Linked DNA regions of Homo sapiens: all the other regions are linked to region 6. A link is a contact called in ENCODE Hi-C data. All regions are on one chromosome and are shown on one strand. The core of a region is the stretch at or near the end of the contact, and the rest is flanking DNA. Distances in the headings are between cores, read along the strand shown.

Region 1 (2,858 bases), core at 202-2,701, 4.1 Mb after region 6:
AAGCTGATGAACCCAAATAATCTTCATCACTCTCTTTACAGCCACTAATAGGCAGATGATGCATCTTCACAGCCTCAGGTTTGGTCGCCCCTGTGTGGTGTGTAGTGCCGGCTTTGGGCTTATTCGCACCATGGCGTGTGCTGAGTCTGGCTGTGTCAGTGTTGGGGGGGGGCTCTGACCATGGCCCCCCTTGCTTCTGCTGTGGTGATGCACAGAGCATATGCCCTAACCCCACGTCCCTCCCCTCTGCCCTGAAAGGTGTGCAACAACAGGAAGAACTGCCACTGCGAGGCCCACTGGGCACCTCCCTTCTGTGACAAGTTTGGCTTTGGAGGAAGCACAGACAGCGGCCCCATCCGGCAAGCAGGTCAGTGAAGCCCCTGCATCCCGGTGGGAGGAGGCTGAGCACCTGGGGGCGGGTGGGCTCGCCAGCTGTCAGCATGGGTGCAGGTAGAGCCAACAAGAAACCCAGTGGGGACCCCACATGGGTCTACACAGCCTAGGGTCTCCCGCAGTTTCCAGATGCCCCTCTCATCCCTGCCCGATCTTCTCTGAGGCTCCTTGCTCTCTGCTTTGACTGAGTGGCTGAGTTTGCCAGTTCCTTAGCCTGCGACACTTTTCTTAACTAAGGTCATTTCTATAGTGAACTGCTGAATGGGTATGAATGTCATCACTGTATCAAAGTACTTTGTAAAGGCCGACATCTGTGTGGTAGGGTGACAAGGTGTGAAGTTTAATGCCTTTTAAAAATCTTACTGGAAAGACACCCACCTCTTAGTAAAGGTGACAGTCACGGCAGCAGTGGGAGTCATTGCAACAGCTTTTGCATATGGAATGATGTGTGCAGGTGCTGTGTGGTGCATTTTATGCCCATGATGTCATCCCCTCCTTATACAACTCTGAAGAAGGTGGTATGATTCTTTTCTCACATACCTAGGACCTGAGGCTCAGGGAAGTTAAGTAATTTGCCTAATGTGATCTCGCTAAGATTTACACACACACAGGTCTGCCTGTCCCCCAAGAAGCTCTTAGTAGCAGCTGTGCTTGAACTCGTGGCCATTTCTCCTCGGATGACCTTTAGAAATGGTTTACTGGTGCGGTGCTGTTTTCTCTGAGTTCTTATTGGGCAATTCAGGGGCAAGTCTAAATGATGCCTCTTTTCGAGGGAAAGAAGCAAGGCAGGAAGCTGCAGAGTCCAACAGGGAGCGCGGCCAGGGCCAGGAGCCCGTGGGATCGCAGGAGCATGCGTCTACTGCCTCACTGACACTCATCTGAGCCCTCCCATGACATGGAGACCGTGACCAGTGCTGCTGCAGAGGAGGTCACGCGTCCCCAAGGCCTCCTGTGACTGGCAGCATTGACTCTGTGGCTTTGCCATCGTTTCCATGACAACAGACACAACACAGTTCTCGGGGCTCAGGAGGGGAAGTCCAGCCTACCAGGCACGTCTGCAGAAACAGTGCAAGGAAGGGCAGCGACTTCCTGGTTGAGCTTCTGCTAAAACATGGACATGCTTCAGTGCTGCTCCTGAGAGAGTAGCAGGTTACCACTCTGGCAGGCCCCAGCCCTGCAGCAAGGAGGAAGAGGACTCAAAAGTCTGGCCTTTCACTGAGCCTCCACAGCAGTGGGGGAGAAGCAAGGGTTGGGCCCAGTGTCCCCTTTCCCCAGTGACACCTCAGCCTTGGCAGCCCTGATGACTGGTCTCTGGCTGCAACTTAATGCTCTGATATGGCTTTTAGCATTTATTATATGAAAATAGCAGGGTTTTAGTTTTTAATTTATCAGAGACCCTGCCACCCATTCCATCTCCATCCAAGCAAACTGAATGGCAATGAAACAAACTGGAGAAGAAGGTAGGAGAAAGGGCGGTGAACTCTGGCTCTTTGCTGTGGACATGCGTGACCAGCAGTACTCAGGTTTGAGGGTTTGCAGAAAGCCAGGGAACCCACAGAGTCACCAACCCTTCATTTAACAAGTAAGAATGTTAAAAAGTGAAAACAATGTAAGAGCCTAACTCCATCCCCCGTGGCCATTACTGCATAAAATAGAGTGCATTTGAAATACCGCTGCCTCCACCCTGTTCATACATATATAAAATCAAGGCAGGCCATGAGCAAGCATGGCTCACTGCTCCCTGGCCTGGCCATGGCTCAGGGGCTCATTAAACAAGTACTTGTGTGTCTGCCACACACCAGCCACTCTCCTGGGTCCTGGAGAGACATTAAGCAAGAATGACATGGCATAAGTGAGGGGTACGACTGCAGGGAGAGAGGGCATCATGGGAGGGGAGCAACCCCCACAGAGCGGCAGGGGGTTGTCAGGAAGGCTCCTGGGGACCCTGCATCTGTTGAGGTCTGAAGGGGGCGAGGGAAACATGCATTCTGAAGCCGAGATAGCTGGCTGTGCGAAGATCTAGAGGAGTGTGGACTGGCCTGGGCTCAGATTCTAGAGTGCGGACTGGGCCAACAGGAGGGGACACAGGACACGGTGCTCGTGCTGGTCCTGGGGAAGAGGGAAATGGAGTCAGTCACTGCCCGGGCCTCTGGCTTGAGCAACCCTGGGGAGTTCAGCAGGTTCAGTGTGGGGGCCCTGTAAATGTTCAGTTTCATAGATTGATGTATTGAAGATTTATGGATTCACTTTATGGAACTAGAAATTATAGTTCAAGATTTTTGCTGTTCACTTTTTAAATTAACTTTAATTAACTTTGTTATGAGACACCAGAACTCTAGCTAGAGCCCCCTGTGATCACTACTAAGGGTCTGAAAAGAGTGACATTTTGCCCAGGAAACCAGAAGCAATGCTTTTCCAGTAACACCAACAAGTAAGTCAAGACTGTCATCTGTTGGCTGTCTTGC
Region 2 (3,062 bases), core at 1-2,500, 3.3 Mb before region 6:
TTTTTGTTTTCTGAGACGGAGTCTTGCTCTGTCACCCAGGCTGGAGTGCAGTGGCACGATCTCGGCTCACTGCAACCTCCGCCTGCCAGGTTCAAGCAATTCTCCTGCCTCAGCCTCCCGAGTAGCTGGGACTACAGGGACGCGCCACCATGCCGGGCTAATTTTTTGTATTTTTAGTAGAGACACGGTTTCACCATGCTGGCCAGGATAGTCTCGATGTCCTGACCTCGTGATCTGCCCACCTCGGCCTCCCAAAGTACTGGGATTACAAGCGTGAGCCACCGGGCCGGGCCCTTCCACGGGTCTTAATCTGGGCTATAACACAGAGTAACACTGGCTCATTAGGCCCCTGCTACCTCGCGGGGATGATGACGATAGTCCCCTAACCAGGAATACCACACACAACCAAGATAACAAAGCTTCCAGCTTTCTTCCCCTCCAGTGTTATCCGAAGACCGAGGACACAGCCTCAGTCACCCACACGGGCCCTTCTTCCCCCTCGGCCCCCAGTACACGCGGAGCCGACGCAGGAGTGGCCATCACAACACCTAGACGGGCTGGGCTGGCCCCAGAGGTCTTCTTGGGGCCGAATTGTGACAAACAGTAAGAATTACCAAAGACGTTAAGCAGGAGAACGACTCAAGATACCAGTTAAAACTGAACAGGTGCCTTCATACCCACTGTTTCATTTAGTCCCCAAAAGACTCAGAAAAGTCTATCTTGTCAAGAACATGTGGAAACGGAGGCTTCGGGGGATTAAAAGGGCAGAAGGAACTTGCTGGGAACAGAGGACAGGGGCGGCGGGCCAGAGGTAGGAGGTCAAGCAGGCCCTGGGTCCGAGGCTGCGCCGCGGGGGCACTCGCGGGAACGGGCCTCTCCCGCAGCTGCGCAGGGGAAGGGGTCCCGGCGGCTCCGGGAGCGGGTGAGAGCGGGGAAGGAGGGGAGACAAGGGAGGAGGGGCGGGGCCAGCCCAGAACGACCGGGAGAAGCAGGCGACGGCCGAAACCGGGGTGGGAGGGAAGCAGAGGCGCCGCGGCCGTAGGCATGACCTTGCCCCTCCCCGCCGTGCCTCACCCTTGGCCATGTGGCCCGGGAACCAGCGCGCCACGTCGCGACCGCACAGGGGGAAGTTCTCCCGCCAGGCGGCCTGGGCGGCGCTGCACAGCGCGCGCGGGGTCAATCTCATGGCGGCACCGTCCCCGGAAACGCTCCCGCAGCTGACCTCCTCTGCGCCGCTGCGACCCGCCTCTGAGGTTCCGGCGCTGCGGGCCTCCGGCACTGCGGGCTTCCGGCGCTCCAAGGGGCCGCACCACGGCCTGCGCGTGCGCACGACGTTGCCTCCGCCTCCGGCGAAGCCCGGAGTGGGCGGGGCCCGGGCCCAGAGGGAGGGACGAATGGTGGGTCGAGCGTCGGGGCGGGACTGCGAGGAGACCCGGGGGGACGGGGAGGTTCCTGGGTTTTGTGGGTTTAAGTAATTCGCAGATTTATTAACATTCATTAAATATTAAAAATCATCGTTCTCCCTTAAGCATATCCTGAGTATAAGTGTAAAAATTTAGCAATCTCTTTTTACAATTTGGTTAAAATCTCTCAAATACTTTAAATTTACCTTATAAATGTAATCTCTTCATTTTCTTTTTAAGTACTTCAGGGTTTTTGTTTGTTTTGTTTTGTTTGAGACGGAGTCTCCGCTCTGTTGCCCAAGAGTGCAGTGGCACGATCTCGCTCATTGCAACCTCCAACTCCTGAGTTCAAGGGATTCTCCCACCTCAGCCTCCGGAGTAGCTGGGATTACTGGCGCCTGCCACCACGCCGGCTGATTTTGTATTTTTAGTAGAGATGGAGTTCCACCATGTTGGCCAGGCTGGTCTCCAACTCCTGACCTCAAGTGATCTACCTGTCTCGGCCTCCCAAAATGCTGGGATTACAGGCATGAGCCACCGCGCGCAGCCTCAAGTACTTCAGGGTTTAATATAACAAACTGTTTCCAAATACTGACTGCAGTTCTGCTAAATTAAACCGATTAATTAATGAGGCTGAAATATTCTCCACTGTCCAAGACTAGACATAAATATAGTCGGATTTCAACTCTAAATCAGCAGTCAGCAACTGCTCAATTGCACACTGCGTTACAAGAGTATTACTCTACCGGAATTTTTATTTTTGAGACGGAGTCTCGCTCTGTCGCCAGGCTGGAGTGCAGTGGCGTGATCTTGGCTCACTGCAACCTCCGCCTCCCGGGGTTCAAGCAGTTCTCCTGCCTTAGCCTCCTGAGTAGCTGGGACTACAGGTGCGCACCACCACGCCCGGCTACTTTTTTTGTATTTTTAGTAGAGATGGGGTTTCACCATGTTGGCCAGGCTAGTCTCGAACTCTGACCTCAGGTGATCTGCCCACCTCAGCCTCCCAAAGTGCTGGAATTACAGGCATGAGCCATGGCACCCAGCCTCTACTGGAATTTTTTAAACAAGCTACTGAAAATACCAAACATGCTCAAATTCTAAGTACAAAAATATTGCCATGGTTCTGATGTTCTTAAACCACCTAATACCCTAACGCCTAGCTGTAAATATTTTTGGGCATGAGAGAGTGGCCCCTCCGTGGAAGACAGAAGCCTCCCAGGTGGTTTCTGGGCTGAGTGGGGGCAGTCAGGGCCTCCTGCTAGGTCAATGCCCCCAAGCCCCCTCCTCACCAAGCCGGTCCCTCACACCCAGAGGGGGCAGCCTGGGTCTTGCTGCCTTTCTCCCTGGGATACAGAATTGATGAAACCCTAAATGTCAATGATAAAGATTTTTGTACTTTAAGGAAGCTGCATTCCCTCATGGTCCTAGGAGCACAAAACCACAATAAAACCCTGTGGAATCTGAATTTCTCTCCCAGGCGTCTGATGGGCAGGTGTCCCCAGAGAGAACAGTCTGGTGACACAGCAAATGCAGGTGGGGCTGCTGGCTACAGAGGGAGGCTGGGGCTCGGGAGGGTGGGGTCAGGGAACATCCTAGGAGGGGCAATTTGAACAGAGACCAGAGGGTGAGAAGAGAGGAGCCCTGCAGATCCAGGCTGGG
Region 3 (2,913 bases), core at 340-2,839, 4.4 Mb after region 6:
TAACAGCACTTAATAAATTTGAGCATAAATGGTAACATTTACTTAGTTCTTTTACACCAACTTCAAAGAAAAAAGATGAGTCAAGGAGTATGATGGTTATGGTTATCAGCTAGAAAATGGACCACCCACATCTCTTTTAAAATGTATTCATGTAAAGTGGAGAAGCAGAAACCAAGGAGACTCAATGGTATCATGTTAACTAGATGCAAACTTTAGTAAAGCCTATTTTCAGTATTAAAGATGTATTTTAATTCTTTTTTTTTTTTTTTTTGAGACGCAGTCTTGCTTTGTCGCCCAGGCTAGGGTGCAGTGGAGCAATCATGGCTCACTGCAACCTCGGCTTCTGGGGTTTACGCCATTCTCCTGCCTCAGCCTCCCTAGTAGCTGGAATTACAGGCGTGCACTACCACGTCCGGCTAATTTTTGTATTTTTAGTAGAGACAGGGTTTTGCCATGTTGGCCAGGCTGGTCTCGAACTCCCCGACCTCAGGTGATCCACCCACCTCGGCCTCCCAAAGTGCTAGGATTACAGGCGTGAGCCACCGCGCCCGGCCAAAGATGTATTTTAATTTTAATAACACATCATTCATAAAATAGTCTGGTAGAACATTTGGGCTTTTTGTTTTAATGCAAATATTTAGTAATCGATGCATCGGTTCATGCATGCATGCATGGTTCAAATACTCTTGAGTCTCTAACTTCATAGAAAGGCATTGGGGGTTCGTTCCTCACAGCCTGCACTTGCACACTCCCAAAGCAAGTTCGGCGTCTGGGTTCAATATTCTAACCTTTCACGCAGTACCTCTTCTGCATGGCAAACATTTTACACCCTTTGTGAATTAGTTCGGTCTCATTCTCGGCGAGTCACTACCTGGCACCGTTTCTTCCCTCCTGCTTTGCACGACTGTGCCACGTTTTGGAACGACATATTTACATGTACCCTCCTTGAGAGGAAAGATCGTATCTAATTCACCTGTCGGCTACCAGAACTGCTTTTAATACGAATACCTGCCGACTGGAGCATGGACTTCAACTCCCTGTTTTGGGGGTGTCAGGGAAACATGGAGAAGCCTCCAGAATCTGCCGGGAACCGTGGCATCCCTCCCCGGTGGAGCGGGTCCTCCGCTCCCACATCCCTGGCAGGTCCCCCTCCGCGGAGGACTCACCTGTGCAGAAGATTCCTCGGATTCTCCCTGGGACAGGAGGCTGAGCCCTCCTCGAGCGGCGGCCCCGGCCGGCGGACCCTCGGCTCCGGCCTCCTTGGCATCCCCCATCACTTCGATCCAGGGCAGGCGATACGACGGGGGAGCGGAGGAGCAGCAGCAGCAACGCAGGCCCAAAGCAGGGTAAGCGCCAGAGACGCTCCGCGGACCGCACTTCCGGTCTCTGCCAGGAAGAAGTAGCTGTGACTCGCCATTAAATCTCGCGATCTTTGTCCCGAAGGCCCGGCCCCGCCTCCCGCTGCGGGTGCCACCTTCGCGGCCAGGGCGGGAATTGTAGTGCGCCTGCGCTTGTCCGAACCTCTTCGGGAGACTACTTCTCGCGGTATCTGACTCCTAGGCTCCGCCCTCTGCACGCCGCTCACGGTATCTGACGCTCAGGCTCCGCCCCCTGCATGTCTTTGTTGGCAAACAGTTCTGGGGGTCGTCCGATCCTGCAGGTAGTGTCCGCGTGGGAGGGGAGGTGCAGCCGTCAGCGCTGCCGGCGGCTCCCGTTACGTGAATTAGTGAGAGGTTCAAACTTCTTCCCCAGGCTTCAGTGTCACATCTTTTCACACGGGCACCCCGAGGGCCCGGACTGGAAAGGCGAGCCAGCCATCTCGAGACTGGGCGCTCCTGCCCGCCTTTTAGTGCCCATGTGGCCCCATCCTGGGTGTGGGAGCGGCGGGGCTTCCGGGGAGGGCGCTGGGACGCGCGGACGAGGCCCTCCCCGTTTAGGGAATGGGTGGCTTTCGGAGTCTTCTGGGGGCCCGGCATGCCCGCTGCTTGCGGGGCGTCCCAGGTGGTGCAGGACCCGTGAGACGCTGAACCTGGGGCCTCGTAACGCCTAGGTTTCCATTCGGGCGCTCTGGATGGGTCCGAGACTCGGCATTTCTCACAGGTTCCCAGGAAACGATGCCAGCGCTTTGAGTAGCGAAGAGGTGGAGAAATAGCCCGGGCCGTTTGCAAGCTTTGAAGGTCCAGGCTCTCTTTCACACTCCTCAGTGTCATCTCAAACTGTCAAACGCAGCCACATCCGTTATACAATACATGTTTTGTAGTAAAAGTGTTTTGTTGTGCCGTAAGATACAGAAAGTGTTTTTAAAAATTAACTTGGCTCTTGCAATTTGGCTGTCTCAATTTGTAATTCACGTTTGGCTCTTACAACTCACTGTCCTGTCCGTTTTCAGGAATGCTCCTGATGAGTAAGCATTCAACTCACAAATTGCTTTCAAATGTAACAAAACAATTTTATGAATTAAATTTAACAGGCCGGGCGCGGTGGCTCACGCCTTTAATCCCTGCACTTTGGGAGGCCGAGGTGGGCAGATTGCCTGAGGTCAGGAGATCGAGACCAGCCTGACGAACAGGGTGAAACCCCATCTCTACTAAAAATACAAAAATTAGCCAGATGTGGTGGTGGGCGCCTGTAATCCCAGCTACTAGGGAGGCTGAGGCAGGAGAATCGCTTGAACCTGGGAGGCAGAGGTTGCAGTGAGCAGAGATGGCAACACTGCGCTCCAGCCTGGGCGATAGTGAGACTCTGTCTTAAAAAAATAATAATAGTGAATTAAATTTAACAGTTAATTTGATATAATAGTGTATTTTGTAGACATTTACTTCAACATGTATTGATTTTGATTTTTATCATTTCATTTGAATATTGCAGCCAATAATTCTTTTTTGGTTTTTGCAAGTTATGCATTGTTTTTTA
Region 4 (2,988 bases), core at 1-2,500, 3.3 Mb before region 6:
CATTTACACAGGGCGTACACCAAGTAACCAATGGAAACCTCTAGAGGGTATTTAACCCCCCCAAAAAATCTGTAACGGGGCTCTTGAGCCGCTATGCTCAGCCGCTCCCACAGTGTGGAGTTATTTTCGTTGTCTTTTCTTGTTTCTTTTTTGAGACGAAGTCTGGCTCTATCGCCCAGGCTGGAGGGCAGTGGTGCGATCTCGGCTCACTGCAACCTCCGCCTCCCGGATTCAAGCAATTCTCCTGCGTCAGCCTCCCGAGTAGCTAAGACCACAGGCGTGCACCACCACGCCCGGCTAATTTTTGTGTTTTTAGTAGAGAGGGGGGTTTCACCATGTTGCCCAGGCTGGTCTCAAACTCCTGACGTCAGGTGATCTGCCCGCCTTGGCCTCCCAAAGTGCTGGGATTACAGGCCTGAGCCACCGCGCCCGGCCACACTTTTGTTTTCCATAAATCTCGCTTTTGTTGCTTCCTTCTTTCCGTGCTTTGTTTGTGCGTTTTGTCCAGTTCTTTGTTCAAGACGTCAAGAACCTGGACACCCTCCACCGGTCACAATAGCAGTTTCGCTTTCCATTCCATTTTATCCAGGGTGGTTTTATCTCCACCCTGGCGTTTGCAGAATCCGGGCAAGTACACAAATGGATGCTCCACAATACTTGTCTAGATATTTAAAAGGTATAAATAAAATAACTTAAATGAATGAAATTTTTATTATTTAAATCTGTTGAAGTCTTGTGTGCATGAAAATAAAACTCCTCCTAATGTGGCGTTCAGTGCCCACGCCGCTGCCACCGTGCCTGGCCCTGCGCCTGGGCGCGCTGTGTCCGCTGCTACAGACGCCGGCGGGCAGGCGGGCAGGCGGGCAGGCGGGCAGGCGGGCAGGCGGGCAGGCGGGCAGGCGGGCGGGGGGAGGCGGCGCAGAGCCCGGCAGGCGCCGCCGTTGCCTCCGCCTCCGCGCGGTCTCCCCGGGGCCAGCTGGGACCCCGAGGGCTGGGGCGGGGGCGGGGGCGCGGGCGACTGCGGCGGGGCCTGGAGGGCGCTGGTCCCAGCCCAGGGCGGGGTCCCGGGGACGCCCCTCGGCCTTAGATCCGCGAGCGGCAGCTCGGGCCTGGGGGCGGGGCCTGGCGGAGAGCGACCCGCTCACTCTGCCCGGGCTGATCTCGCGAGGGCCGCCTGGTCTCGCGGCGCTGGCCTGTGGGCGGAGCGAGCCCTGAAAGGCTATAGGCGAGGGGGCGGCTCCGCGGGGCCGGGCGAGGAGTCCAGAGAGCCATGGCCGCCCTGCGTGTCCTGCTGTCCTGCGTCCGCGGCCCGCTGAGGCCCCCGGTTCGCTGTCCCGCCTGGCGTCCCTTCGCCTCGGGTGAGTGCGCGGTGAGAGCTGGCGGCCCGAATCTCCTCCTGACTCCGACCTGCACGCCCAGACCAGATCCCAGACCGCACCCCCCTCCCACCTGACCCCGCATCCCCCACCTGACCCCAACCCACACCCCTCTTCCGCCTGACCCCGCACCCTCACCTGACCCCTACCCGCACCCCACTCCGCCTGACCCCGCACCCCCCCGCCTGACCCCGCACCCCCCCACCTGACCCCGCACCCTCCGGCCTGACCCCTACCCGCACCCCACTCCGCCTGACCCCGCACCCCCCCACCTGACCCCGCACCCCCCGGCCTGACCCCGCACCCCTCTTCCGTCCGATCCCGCATCCCCAGGGCCTGACTCCGCACTCTCCTGCCTGACCCCGCACCTACCACCTGACCCCGACCCGCAGCCCCTGCCTGGCTCAGGCCTGCAACACCCCCCTCGCCTAGTGCTGCACCCCCCACCTGACCCGCACCCACAGCCTGACCCAGGCTTAACACCCCCCCACCACCCGCCACCCCGCACCGACACCACCCACCTGACCCTGGCCCGCACCCCCACCCCCTGCCTGGCTCTGCAGGAGGCCACTCTCACCAGGCCACGTCCTGCGGGAGGCCCGGCGGCTGGCTGGTACTGCCCCAGTGCCAAGACCTCTGGCCAACTGGGCGCAGGGTGGGGGTTGTAAAAATCCGGGGTGTTCCCTCGGCTCTAAGAGCAGGCGTAGCTCCTGTGCAGCCGGCCAGCCCGAGAACAGGAGATGCAGGTGCATTTTGTCCTGGGTGCCTCCTGACCAGGGCCACCCCTCAGAGGGTCCTAAGGGAAAAGCTGACACCTCCTCCCCAGCCACAGGGGGCTGCCCTCTTCCTCCCTCGTGGCTCACCCGGGGCCCCACTCATGAGCGGCCATCACCGGCTCTAGTATCTGAGGAATCTTGGGCCATGCCTTGGGCTGGGGAAGAACTCTTGCTTCCTCTTCCTCCCTCACCCTGTGTAGCAGTGGACCACTGAGTTGTGTTGGTTTCATCTCCATGCTCTCCTTGGCCTTCGGCTTCTCCACCCTGACAGCAGCCCTTTCCTGGATCTTGCATGGCGGGCACTGCTGCCAGACACTTCACCTGTGATCTTCCAGTTACCCCTAGAAACCCACAGGATACGGCGGGGCACAGTGGCTAATGCCTATAATCCCAGCACTTTGGGAGGCTGAGGCAGGTGGATCACCTGAGGTCATCAAGACCACCTTGGCCAACATGGTGAAACCCCATGTCTACTAAAAATACAAAAATTAGCCAGGTGTGGTGGTGTGTGACCGTAGTCCCAGCTACTCGGGAGGCTGAGGCAGGAGAATCACCTGAACCCTGTAGGCAGAGGTCGCAGTGAGCCAAGATTGCGCCACTGCACTCCAGCCTGGGCAATAGAGTGAGACTCGGTCTCCAAAAAAAAGAAACCCATAGCACAGGGACTATGATCCCTGCTCTGCCACTAACGGAGGCAAGCATCCAACACACAGGCTACCTTTGTCTTTTCAGGTTCACCTTCTCACCCCTGGAACGCCATTGTCCTTTGTCTCCTTCCCACCTTGCTGTCCACCCAGCAGGCGCAGGTCCTGTGCAGCAGGCCAACCGAGAAGCGC
Region 5 (3,221 bases), core at 680-3,179, 3.2 Mb before region 6:
GTGTCAGAGCAAGACCCTGTCTCAAAAAAAAAAAAAGATTGTTCCTGGAAGTATTTCCCAGAGTGCACTCTAGGCAGGAACATGTTAATCAACAGCTTTGTCATCAAGTTCATATGCGCACAACCAACCAGGACAAAAGGAAAGCCAGGGCTGCATGATGTGTGAGCACGGCCGACGGCTGCAGGAGGTACAGACACGGCCCCGAGGGGTGTGAGTGCGGATGACCACGGCCGACTGCTGCAGGAGGTACAGGCATGGCCCAGAGGGGTGTGAGTGCGGAGGCGCTGCGCCCGCTCATTCCCACACCCCCTCTGCTGCCTCCACCGGCACAGAGCTGGGCAGCCAGGGGCTCCCCTCCAGCCTCCCTTCGGCAGGGTGGCCGCTGGCACAACCACCTGTAGCTGTGTTGCCAGGGCTTCAGGTACCTGCAGGTGAACACCCCATTAGGTGACACACAAGTGCTTAATAAGTCTGACCGTCTATGCATTCCGGCTAGTTGGAAACCTTTTCCTAAAATCAAAAGCAGACACGTGCTGAGCCTGGCGGCTCCCTACCTTCTGCTTTTCTTTGGCTTATCAAACCGGAAGTCCGCGGGGTACAGGTGCATCCTCACCATGTGATCCTTCCGGTCTCTGCTGGTCTTGAACTTCTCTGTGCAGCCTTCTACCAAGCACTGATACTGAAATGGAGACCGTGTCACCTCCCTCTGACCCCTGGCCCTCCCCCACCGCCATGCCCCCGTAGCAGAGCTGCCAAGGGCGGAAAGGTGTCCCCGGCCTTGCCCGAGCACCCGAGAGCTGGGGGCAGCACTCTGAGCCCATCACCAATGGGGGGTGGCCTCGGCGGCTGTGCAGTTGTCACCCACCATGTCCTGCCTCTCAGACAGGATCTGGAAGAGCGAATCGTGCCACTCCAGGATGTGGGCGTCCAGCAGGTGTCCGGAAGGGAAGGCCCGCTTGCAAAAGGAGCAAACATTTCCGTGCAGCGTGTGGTAGTGGTGCTCGTAGTCGTCCAGGGCATCGAACACCTGGCAGCAGCCGGCCACCTGGCAGGCAAACGCGGGCACCCTGCCAAGGAGACGTGCTTCAGGAGCCCTTCCTCCGGTGCGAGGAACCAAGCTGGACTTTCTGCACAGTTTCCCTTTGAGACGTCCAATAAAGCCCCTATGCATCTTTTGCAATCCCAAACCCTCTTTTTATGAATTAAGTTTCACAAACAGGCTAGGTGGTGGAAGAGTCGGCCACGCCAAAGCTGGACAGGCACAGCGCCTCGGTGGGGCGGCCGCACATGGAAGAGCGGCAGCACAGCCCCAGGGACCAGGCACCGGTCAGGGAGGCGGCGCAGGAGTAGCACTGGCTAGGCACTGCCCATTCGCTTACCTGGGCTTCTCAGGCACGTCGGCCACCTGCATGATCACGTCCTGGAGGTAGAGGTGGCGCTGCACGTCCCCATCCTGCAGGAAAAGTGCGCCGTGGGCGGGGCCAGGTGACTCGCGGCACGCCCACCGCGTCAGGCCTCGCCCACACCCGTGGCCCCAGTCATCCCGCGCTCCGGTCCCGCCCCACAGCCTCAGGCCCCGCCCACTCCACGTTCCGGCCCCGCCCCACCACCTCAGGTCCCGCCTGTCCCAGGCTCCGGCCCCGCCCCGCAGTCGTAGGCCCCTCCCACTCCAGGCTCCGGCCCCGCCTCGCCGCCGTAGGCCCCACTGGATCCTACAACTACTTTTTCCCTCTTTTGCTCACGCACCTCGAAGAACTGGTGCTCCCGCGGGAAGCGCACGGGGCGCGCAACGAAGCGAAAGGGCGCGGCCCCAGCCGCGGGATCCCGCTCTACAGGCAGCGGCTCCGCCGCCCCGGGCCCCGCAGCGAGGCGGGCGCACAGCGCGGGGGGCAACTGCATCACCCCGGGCGCGGGCGGGCGCAGCCTGTCGGCCACCGTCCGCGAGCCGAGCCGGACGTGACGTCACGCTCACTTCCGCCGCCGTCGGGGGCTGCGCGGGGGCTGTGGCTCCGGGACTGCGGTGAGTCCTGGCCGAACGCGGGCGCGGGCGTGATGAGGGGGTTGGGGGACTGCCAGGCCCGGGGGGGCCCACGAGGCGACGGGGCTGGCGGGACGCGGCTCTTCCCGCGCGCTCCCTCTGGCTGTGCAGCGGTCCCCGAACTCTGGGGCCGAAGCCCTTCGGGCCTGCACCGGCCAGGCCAGCGTCTTGCCCCGCGGCCCGACACTCAGCCGGGGCGGGGCGGAGCGGGCCTCCGGGTCGTCCCGGGTGTCCCCTCCCAGCCCTGGGAAGCCGGGTCGCAGGTCCCCCTCTCGCACGCCCTCTCCCGTCCGCCTTGCCCCGCCTGTCGTCTCCCGCTGCAGTCCCTGGATCTTGTTCCCTCTAAACCAGTCGCGAACTGGAGCCAAAGTGACTCCAGTTTTATTGTAACCGTTTTTAATTTAAAGCCCTTGGGTGACTTCCCGTTACTTTAGTTCAAAGGCCCTTTCCTGGTTTGTCGGGGTCCTGTCGACCTCTCCAGTCCCCGCAGCTCCCGTGAAACACAGGACCTGTGCTAGGTGCTCAGGGCGTGTGGGGGAAGGCATCACAGGAGGGCGCGGCAGCCTTGTAGGAGAGACAGACGTCAGAGTAAAGAGTCACCTAATTAAAATGGTGAATGACAACACACGCGGGAAGCAGTGGACGCTTCAGATCTACTGCAGAGAATGGGCCCAGTGGCGGATAGAGGCTTTAGCTTTCTCGTCTGTCACCCAGGCTGGAGTGCAATGGTGCGATCATAGCTGATAGATCGCTGCGGCCTCAAATTCTTGGGCTCAAGTGGTCCTGCTGCCTCAGCGTTCCAAAGAGCTGTAACTGCAGGCGTGAGCCACCATGCCTGCCCCTGTACTTTTTCCATGTTTAGATACACAAATATCTCTGTGTTACAGTTGTCTAGTGTTCAGCACCGCCACCTGCTGGGCAGGTTTGTAGCCCACGAGCAAGAGGCTCCTCTAGGTGGTTTAGGTGCATTGTAGGCCGTACACCATCCAGGTCTGCGAGTGACTCTGATGATCGCACAGAAGGAAATCATGTAACCATACGTTTCTCTTTTTTTCTTTTGGAGATAGTGTCTCTCTCTGTCGCTCAGGCTGGAGTGCAGTGGCGCGATCTGGGCTCACTGCAACCTCTGCCTGCTGGGTTCAAGCGATTCTCGTGCCTCAGCTTCCCAAGTAGCTGGGATTAC
Region 6 (3,078 bases), core at 574-3,073:
CTGGGTTCAAGCAATCCTCCCGCTTTGGCCTTCCAAAGTACTGGGATTACAAGCATGAGCCACTGTGCCTGGCCCTATTTACAACCTTTATATATCCCACTTAGGGTGAATATTTGTGAATACTCACACATTTCTGCTATAGAAACATTGTTTGACTACGGGGGCATACAATATATCTCACCTTTTTTAAACATTCAAAAAATTCTGAATTTCACAAACACATCTGGCCTGAAAGGTTTTTGATAAGGGACTGTGAATCAGTGGTGGCATAATTAGTCTTAGGAGTACTAACTAATAGGAGAAATGTTACATTTGTTAAGTACTTAGTTTGTGTCCAGCATTGTTCTAAGTATCTTCTAGGTAAATGCCTCATGTAATCCTCACGATCTCTATGCTTTATCATCCTATCCTTTATAAATGAGGAAACTGAGGGAGATTAACTATTTAATTTGCTGAGGATCATGCAGCAAATAGCCCGAAGAGGGATTCATGCGTTTCACCATAATGGTTAAGAACAGGGCTTTGTCAAAGGATACCTTCAACTGCAGCAGAATGATGGACTCAAATCACAGAGACACGACAAAGTGACGGGTAGTCAGCTGTGGGTTGGTTCAGAGGCTCAGGCTGTTCCGGCTCTAGGTGATTTCCTGCTTTCCTAGGGTTCCCACCAGCTGCCCTCATGGTGACAAAAAGGCTGCTGCAGCTCCAGGAAACTTACACTGGGCAAGGACAACAGGAAGAAAACAGCCCCCACCCACCCAACTCCCCTTTTAACTAGAAGATCTTTCCCGAAACTCTGCCTCAACAGACCTCGCTTACTTCTCCCTGGCCCGTACTAGGTCGTGTACCCATCGTTAGCCAATCGCTGGCAACGGATTGGCCCCGTTTTAATTTATCCAAAAAAGGCGCCAGTCTGGGCTGTTTGGAGCAGTCAAGGGAGCTCCGTGCTAAGGCAGGAGGGGCCTGGACATGCGGCTGCAGGAGTCCGGGCCTCGGTGCCCTAAGATGAGGGCTCAGTGGTGCTCAGCACCGCGCCGGGCCAGAGACTGAGCCGCCGCCGGCTGTTGAGGGTTGGTTGGCTGAATCCCCGGCAGGGGCCAGGCGGAGCGAACATCACCGCGGCAACTGCCTCCACAGCACACACTCCCGACAGTGGCTGCGCTTTTCCCCTTCAGCACAGCCCAAAGGCCCCGGCAGCTCAGCACCTGCGACCTCCTAGTGCCCTCCAGCCTACGGAGGAGTAGAAGTCCTTCCGGGGCCTCCCAACCAGCAGCCACCAGCCACCAGCCACAAAAGCCGTGAGCCGCGCGGGGCTGGCCTGAAAGCTCTGCGTCTTCCCACCGCGGCAACAGCAGCTCCCACCCGGAAGCGAGGCAGCCCTGCGGACCACAACTCCCAGAAACACCCGCTGTCTCGCTCAAGCTAATTGACCCGCTGCGCCATCTATTAGCCAACCAGCCACAGGGAGACGGCTCCCCACGAGGCCTAACAACCAATCATAAGACAGAGGAGGCGGGCGCTCCTCCAGCCGATCCACGGGGTGTTGTCAAAAGTTTGGCGGGATCCTGAAAGAATGCTTTCTTTAGAGCCCCACGGCTGCTCCTGTGAAGGGAGAAGCGACAAGCAGAGATATGCAGGGACCTCTCTGCGAAGTAATGACTTGGGGCAGACGGACAACGCCCACAGCATCCCAATAGTCTCAGAAGACTCTGGTCTCTGCTACTCCTGCCTGCGGTCCTCGCCTTGGTGCTCTCGCGCTTCCCGCGGCGTCCCGCCCCTCCCTCTCCTTATTGGCTCCCCAGGGCCTTGTGCGGAAGGGGGCGTGGTGCGCGGGCCTCGGCCAGGCCTGAGATGCCGGGAGGGTTTGACCCTGGGGCTGCATGGACAGCTTAGCGCTCGGCCGCTGGCGACAGCGGAGGGCGGAGGATCTGCAGGTTCCGGGGGACGTGGTGAGCCCCCGGGGCCTGGGCGTTAGGGACGGGAGGGCGGATGGCCCCTGGGCGGGTTCCCACCGCGCCTCGTTTTTGCCGGCGCGGCCCTGCCTGTGAGGAGGCCTGGCCCAAGACACTCGCACGCTCGCGTACGTCCCTGGGAGGGCGTGGCCAGTGATGGGCGTGGCCTGTTAGGGCGGGGTTGTGACGCCGCTCTCCCGGTTTCGCGCCTGCGCGGTCGGGCGCGGAGCTCGGGCACCTTCCTGACCCACACGCTCACTGGGGCTCCAGACCCAGGCTCCCTAAAACATGGGCCGAGACTCATTGCAGGACCTCGGGTGCTTGGTATCCGTGTCATGTCTTCTCCTGCCGTCTACACCTGACTGTTCCTGAGTCTCGTTCACTGAGCGCCTGCCACGTGCCAGGCCCAGGGCTGGGTGTTGGGGGACGAGTACGTGGGGAGCGAACACGCGCAGAAAATTACCCGGCATTGAGCGTGTTAGTGCTTCTTGGGCTGAGTCCATTAACTGATGAGCAGAGGGTAAGATGAGATGGTAATGGGGAGACTTGCACAAGATCCCAGGGTGCGTGGGTAAGTCAGGTATGTGTGAGACTTGAAGGATGACCGGGGGTAGGCAGGATGGGAGGTGACAAAAAACAGTGTTGGAGGAAGGAGCTTAGCGTCTTAGGGGCACTGAAAGAAGTACTGCAGGATTGGAGCTGGAAGACAGAGCTGCTTGGCATTCCTGTATTTTATCTTCCACCTCTGCTTGCAAATTGGCCAGTTCTTACTTAACCTCGTTTATTTCAAAGTTCCTCGCTAGGGGCAGCAGTGAGCAGCCAACATACCGCATATTTGCTTTTTTTTTTCTTCTAGAGCTACACAGGCTTGGTAAGTGCAGGATCCGTCTTCCCAGTTAATACAGGCAGCATTTTTTTAGATGTCTTTACTGCGTAGCGGGAATGACTAGCTTTCTACCCTGCACCATCTCTTTCCTCACTACTCACTGCCTGGCCGTGAAGCCAGTACCACTTAGGTTTCTATCACAGCCGCACCCCTCCTCCAGGTACCAATTGTTATATTACTAGGGTGCAGGTTACCCCAGTAATATAGTAATAATATGGTATAGTAATGTAGTATAGTAAT

The links. Hi-C counts contacts between places; a loop is a spot of excess contacts on that map. Pooled maps may share reads with other maps.
Region 1: a loop to region 6 is called in a map with no recorded cell type, with 14 times the contacts of the local background. The contact joins the enhancer-like site here to the promoter of C10orf143 in region 6. A Hi-C loop is called at or near these places in 4 of 37 single-sample maps with no recorded cell type and 3 of 50 pooled maps.
Region 2: a map of naive thymus-derived CD4-positive, alpha-beta T cell shows a loop between it and region 6 (16-fold over the local background). The contact joins the promoter of MTG1 here to the promoter of C10orf143 in region 6. A Hi-C loop is called at or near these places in 1 of 168 maps with a recorded cell type or tissue (naive thymus-derived CD4-positive, alpha-beta T cell), 4 of 37 single-sample maps with no recorded cell type and 9 of 50 pooled maps.
Region 3: a map of CD4-positive, alpha-beta memory T cell shows a loop between it and region 6 (20-fold over the local background). The contact joins the promoter of EDRF1-DT here to the promoter of C10orf143 in region 6. A Hi-C loop is called at or near these places in 2 of 168 maps with a recorded cell type or tissue (CD4-positive, alpha-beta memory T cell and naive thymus-derived CD4-positive, alpha-beta T cell) and 10 of 50 pooled maps.
Region 4: a pooled map shows a loop between it and region 6 (6-fold over the local background). The contact joins the promoter of ECHS1 here to the promoter of C10orf143 in region 6. A Hi-C loop is called at or near these places in 4 of 37 single-sample maps with no recorded cell type and 7 of 50 pooled maps.
Region 5: a loop to region 6 is called in a map of naive thymus-derived CD4-positive, alpha-beta T cell, with 16 times the contacts of the local background. The contact joins the promoter of ZNF511-PRAP1 here to the promoter of C10orf143 in region 6. A Hi-C loop is called at or near these places in 2 of 168 maps with a recorded cell type or tissue (naive thymus-derived CD4-positive, alpha-beta T cell and ovary), 1 of 37 single-sample maps with no recorded cell type and 9 of 50 pooled maps.

The regions. Positions count from the first base shown.
Region 1 is chr10:126,040,549-126,043,406 of GRCh38, reverse strand. ADAM12 (ADAM metallopeptidase domain 12) reads left to right here. Exons shown (of 23, transcript NM_001288973.2): 18 at 259-367. Among named protein-coding and RNA genes, the nearest start is that of FANK1-AS1, 69 kb to the right of the region's middle. RefSeq lists an enhancer at 1-493. Within about 2 kb of position 1,451, at least 19 of the 41 ENCODE cell types and tissues checked have a DNase peak (open chromatin) inside an H3K27ac peak, as active enhancers do.
Region 2 is chr10:133,392,345-133,395,406 of GRCh38, reverse strand. It overlaps MTG1 (mitochondrial ribosome associated GTPase 1), which reads right to left and starts at 1,250. Exons shown (of 11, transcript NM_138384.4): 1 at 1,075-1,250. The coding sequence starts at 1,186. RefSeq lists an enhancer at 1-524 and silencers at 849-1,048, 1,109-1,458.
Region 3 is chr10:125,718,169-125,721,081 of GRCh38, reverse strand. EDRF1-DT (EDRF1 divergent transcript) reads left to right here and starts at 1,589. Exons shown (of 5, transcript NR_033847.1): 1 at 1,589-1,660. EDRF1 (erythroid differentiation regulatory factor 1) reads right to left here and starts at 1,373. Exons shown (of 25, transcript NM_001202438.2): 1 at 1,167-1,373. The coding sequence starts at 1,274. RefSeq lists enhancers at 490-1,472, 1,588-1,667, 2,148-2,257.
Region 4 is chr10:133,371,616-133,374,603 of GRCh38, reverse strand. It overlaps ECHS1 (enoyl-CoA hydratase, short chain 1), which reads left to right and starts at 1,250. Exons shown (of 8, transcript NM_004092.4): 1 at 1,250-1,358. The coding sequence starts at 1,271. It overlaps MIR3944 (microRNA 3944), which reads left to right and starts at 2,941; the gene lies at 2,941-2,988. RefSeq lists an enhancer at 507-596 and a silencer at 978-1,487.
Region 5 is chr10:133,307,622-133,310,842 of GRCh38, reverse strand. It overlaps ZNF511-PRAP1 (ZNF511-PRAP1 readthrough), which reads right to left and starts at 1,929. Exons shown (of 9, transcript NM_001396060.1): 1 at 1,747-1,929; 2 at 1,380-1,453; 3 at 866-1,067; 4 at 555-679. The coding sequence starts at 1,899. It overlaps TUBGCP2 (tubulin gamma complex component 2), which reads left to right and starts at 1,971. Exons shown (of 18, transcript NM_006659.4): 1 at 1,971-2,020. It overlaps ZNF511 (zinc finger protein 511), which reads right to left and starts at 1,929. Exons shown (of 6, transcript NM_145806.4): 1 at 1,747-1,929; 2 at 1,380-1,453; 3 at 866-1,067; 4 at 555-679. The coding sequence starts at 1,899. RefSeq lists enhancers at 1,444-1,738, 1,146-1,841, 2,565-2,794 and a silencer at 1,485-2,334.
Region 6 is chr10:130,109,575-130,112,652 of GRCh38, reverse strand. C10orf143 (chromosome 10 open reading frame 143) reads left to right here and starts at 1,823. Exons shown (of 4, transcript NM_001355042.2): 1 at 1,823-1,949. The coding sequence starts at 1,881. LOC102724883 (a long non-coding RNA gene) reads right to left here and starts at 1,360. Exons shown (of 3, transcript NR_188169.1): 1 at 537-1,360. RefSeq lists enhancers at 519-648, 1,129-1,458, 2,319-2,498, 2,659-2,768 and a silencer at 1,749-2,128.